Linked DNA regions of Mus musculus: region 1 is linked to region 2. The links are chromatin loops, found by intact Hi-C in ENCODE. Cell type or tissue: heart. All regions are shown on one strand.

What was found. Peaks named below come from ENCODE experiments on the same cell type or tissue, not always from the same donor. Only the 100,000 strongest peaks of a DNase experiment are listed, where the experiment ranks them.
Region 1: a loop joins it to region 2, with 2.2 times the contacts of the local background. A loop is called at or near these places in 2 of 42 quality-filtered maps.

The regions. Positions count from the first base shown.
Region 1 is chr8:116,438,167-116,440,666 of GRCm38, forward strand. No RefSeq gene overlaps it. Among named protein-coding and RNA genes, the nearest start is that of Dynlrb2, 66 kb to the right of the region's middle. In heart, a CTCF peak has its summit at 974 (motif pointing left); a DNase peak (open chromatin) is centred at 875; H3K27me3 peaks cover 831 bases.
Region 2 is chr8:116,153,505-116,156,004 of GRCm38, forward strand. No RefSeq gene overlaps it. Among named protein-coding and RNA genes, the nearest start is that of Gm31225, 36 kb to the right of the region's middle. In heart, no CTCF peak of the experiment used is centred here; no DNase peak of the experiment used is centred here.

The DNA.
Region 1 (2,500 bases), 280 kb after region 2:
CCCTGTCATCTCTCTCTCTTACCTGGAAGCTGTATCTGCTGACATCACTAAAACTCAGGTCACCTAGCTGGACATTCCTCAGTTGGGCCGGCTGAACTGAGTTTATCCACCATCATGCCCTGTCCAAGTTCTGGCTGAGCACCTCCATGGCATTCCATCCCCAGAGACACAATCCTGCTGTATAGACACTGTGGGCTCTCTCTCTCTCTCTCTCTCTCTCTCTCTCTCTCACACACACACACACACACACACACACACACACACATACACACAAGCTCATGCTTCCTCTCTCTTCTGTTCTCTTATGAAATACATAGTAAACTTTTCTCTAAAACTCACCTTCCATGATCTATGAATTTCTTATAACTCGCAAGACAAGAACCTGAAGTCACTGGTTCAGGGTGGCTTTGGAGGCTGTTGGGTTTTCCAGGATCCCAGGTCCCTAAGTCAAGCTCACCAACAACTGAAAATGGTTCTGTCAAACTCAAAGGCATCCCTCAAATTCTCCATATCACATATACCACGGGGAGGGGGTGTGCAGTTCTATTCTAAATTCTATTCTATTCACTCCAGGGGACTTTAGATAAGGAAGCAAGATGAGAGACATGGAAGCCAGGTGGATCTCACACCCTAGTTGTTAGAGTCCTGCGTGGACACAGGGACATCACTCTCCAAAATCACCCTGGCACTACCAGCAAATGACAGCTTGTTCATCTAGAAGTGACAAGAGACCCTTTCCCTGGGCCAATTCTCGATGCATTCTCTATGTCTACACGGGTGTTGGACGACTGCAGAGAAACTGGTGATATTCCACTCACATCCTAAAGATGGGGACTCTGTGAACTGCCAAAGCCCTCTGCCTGAGTAGAGAAAGCTGCCTGACAGAAGGATGCTGGACGCTGAAACCAGGAAGAGTTGGTACATGTTGGATCATGACAAAGGAAACATCGCCACCTGGTGGCCCCAGGAGAGATACGCCACTCTCCTGGCCCATTGTCTCCTGGGGGCACAAAGTTAACTTAGCCAAAAGAAGTTTAAAGAGCTTAGGAAAGGAAGGTGGGCTGAACGCTATATGGAAAGGGCCAAAGGGGAGGGAAAGACTTTCCCTGTTCCCTCCTGCCTGGTCTGCAGCTGGTGGACAGCAACGTAGCACTGAGAATAAGGTCGTCCTAAGTGTGGGTCATCCTGGAAAGGGCAGAGCATTGCTTACTTTGCATGATGCGCCTGCCCTTGAATTCACACTGAAGGTCCTTTTGGTGTCCATGGGAACACAATGGAGATTTCAAGACCCAGAGAAGGGAAAAGAAAACCTTCTGCTGTGTTGTTGTTGGTAACAGCAAAAGCCAAATAAGAGATCAAGAGAGGATAATGGTAGGTGAGTGGGTAGACACAGTGTAGGAAGGCCTTACCCTTGGGCTGGAGAGATGGCTCAGTCAGCAAAGTGCTTGCCACATGAGCATGAGGACCTGAGTTCAAAGCCCAGAGCTCGAACATGGTGGCACATGCTTATAATCCTAGCACTGGGGATGTGGAGATTCCCGGGGCTCACTAGCTGTCAGCCAAGCTGCATCGAGCAGTTCCAGGACAAGTTAGAGAGACTAGCTCAAACCCCAAGATGGTTGGCCTCCTGAGGAATGACTCTGAAGGCTGACTTCTGGCCTCCACTTGTACATGCACATACATGCACATACGTGCACATACACACACATACATGCACATACATTTATGTGTACTCGAACACTTGTATACCCATGCATTCACTCAGAGAAACTATCATGACAAAATTCATCATCTTGCTTGCTAACTAAAAATCATTTTTAAAAAATGAACAAAAGCAGCTGATATTTGCCTGTCATTATGCATGCATTAATGAACAGTTAGTAATTAACTAATTAACACAGTAATAATAGATCGCTGAATGATCACTTCAGATGAGCCCTCGCGGCAATCCCCTATAGAAATAAAGGGAAATAAAATGTTATTGTCTGCACCTTGCAGATGACCAAGCTGAGTCCCCAGAAACGAATGCACCTACCCTGGGCTGGGTCCCTTCCACACAGAAGGCCTGGAGCCAGGTGCAGAAGGCTGCCTACCCCAGCCTCACGCTCTGAATGATGCCTCCAGTCTGCTTTTTTTATAAGATGGTCCATTTGCACTGGACACACATGGCATGCCTCTTACAACACATGTACTTTAGACTGGAAAGCTGTCTCACAGGTTGGGAATACATACCGTTCTTGTAGAGGATGCAAATTCAGTTCCCAGCACCCACTTTGCATGGTTCACAATCATCCATAACTCCAGTTCCAGGGGGGATCTCATGTCTCTGGCCTCTGAAGACACCTGCACTCACACGAGGTAACCAACCTGGAAGAGCTATTGCTAATCGTTGCTAATCGTATCATGGAGCCCTGGCTAAACCTTAGGGTGACGTCATTAGCGTGATGCATTTTGGAAGCTAATTAGTTTTAGGTATGGTCTAGAGTGTGCGCACACACAC
Region 2 (2,500 bases):
ATTAATGATTAACCATTATGTTCCCGTCAGTAGATAGGCAGGAGGATATATTTTACATGAGCTATCCCAGATCATCTCTGTTCAAAGAGATCCACGATCCAAATATCCAACCAGGAAGTACAATAGGTGAATGCACCAGATGTGACCAGGGACTCGGAGATACAACCTGCTGGAGAAAGCTGGTCAAGGCTCTCAGAATATAGGAAGCAACTGAAAGTAGAATTAAGTGATGCTCTCCCCAATAAGAGTAGCAAGCACACATGACTTCCTTCTAAGCTCTCTCCTGTATTCAACTGAAAAAAGACTTATGAAGTGATATCAAATATAGATAACCACAGCATGTCTATAGATGTAGATATCAAAACAATACCCTGGATTTCTGTGTACACCACATTTGAGCAAATTTGATATTCTCAAATGTTCTTAAAGAAAGTTATAATCAAAAAGAAATTGTCTTTCTTTCTTTCTTTCTTTCTTTCTTTCTTTCTTTCTTTCTCTCTTTGAGTGTGTGTACGTTTGGGGGAAGGGTAGGTAGTTCCTGAGCTGTGTTTACTCAGGTCTTCTAAGAATGTTATATGAAACAAAATACGAAGCAATTGTGCTTTCTACCCCATTAGGAGTTAGCTCTCTTGCTATTTTCTTACTGACTATATTTGCCAATAATACCACAGGCAAGGTTTTTTTAAAAACTTATCTTGAGCAAATAGTACAGTGTGTGGTGTAGAAGCGTTTACTCTATGTAATCAAAAATATATATTAAGTGCTAAACAAACACTTGTTGATTTGGCTTGGCCTGGCTATGTTTGTATCAGCTCATAGCAAAAGTTCTGGGCAGAATTGCATTGCCTGGAGCCAAAGGCTTCAGAAAGGCTTACAGATTAAGAACGGATACTGTGAAATCTTTCTGTTTCAAAGTTAAAACAGAAAACTATACAAGAAAGTGAAAGTCCACAGCACTTCAGAATTAGTGTTATAAAAGGAGGCCCATCATCTAAGTGGTGTTTGTTTGTTTGTTTGTTTGTTTGTTTTTAAGTGGGGTTCTTAAATAACTTTACGTTTGTAAGAAACTGGAAAATTATAAGCACACCTGCCTGGAAGGTTCACATTTCTCCAGAGTGAAAAGGCAAATATTCTTCAGTTTCACATCTAAACACCCAATTGTGCTCTAAATTAAGACAGAGAGCAGTTTTAAACTTGGTGTAGTGACCTCTATTTGAGATCTATTTATAAGGCTTAGGAAGAAAGATTGATCAGAAGTTCAAGGTCACCCTCAGTTATATAATGGATTAGAGGCCAGCCTGGGGTACATGACACCTCTTTGTTCCAAGTATTAAACATCCTTAGACATAGTGAAGATACATCAGCAAAACAGAGAGTAAAGGAAGATCCTTAAATTTACAGGCTGTAGAGAGGAAGAACTCTTGAGCTAAGAAGGTATGGGTCTCTGAATCTAGATTAACAGGAGATACAAGGTCAAGTCAGAGGACTAAGGCTATTGTCCCACCTTAACTTGGAGTTGGCAAACAGTAGCAGCTTAAGAAAGGTGCTAGATAGAATGGACACAAGGCACAACTGACTTCAACCCTCAGGAACAGCTTTTTTTTTTTTTTTTTTTTTAATCAAACAAGACCAAGGAAAAGAAGAAAATAGAATAAAAGAGGAGGGGGGGGAGGGAGGAGAGACAGATAAAGGAAGAAGGAAGGAAGGGAAGGAAGTGGGAAAGGAGAGAGGGAGGGAAATAAACTTTAGAGCTGAGGAACCACAAAAATTGAAGTCTTTGGCCTTGAGGAATCCAGAAGTAAAGTTGGTATGACACTGACTTCTTGCAATTTGTCCATGGAAGGATGTCAGCTAGACCTTTACAGAAGGCATTGCATGTGTGCCAGAGGGTACTGTCATAGCTGGGGAGACTGCACCCACATGTAACAGATTGAAAGCCCCAGGGAGCAACCTCAACCTGGATCCCGGCAGTGGGAGTAAAGTAGTATTACCCCTGAAGAGATTTTTCACTTCCCAGTGTCCCATGCAAGATTATTTTCCGGCTTCCCTCCTGGCTAAAACACTTTCTTTAACTGCACTCTACTCCCAGAACCAGTTGCATCTGGCTCAGGGTCATCAGGATCCACCTCTGTCCTTTCCCTTTAAGAAGATAGGAGCATTGCTCCAAAGAATGGAGGACCTCACACACTCGGGCAGTGCAGCCATAGTCATGGAGAACTTGAGGCAATTATCTGCACATGTCAAGTCAAGACCACTGTCAACTGAAGTCTTACCTCACTGGAGCACATGGGTGGGTGGTTTTCTTTTCCTTTTTCTTTTCTTGACTTATTTGCATAATTGCCTTGGTTCTCAGCTTCTTCGTGTAGACCTGGCAGAGAACAATTAACTGTCTAACATGAGGGGATCTATCTCCATGGCGTCTGGCCAAGCAGAGACATGTCAGTGTCAAAGAAAGCTATCTGGGGAGGCTCTCTCAGGGTGAGGATTTTCGCTTTCAATT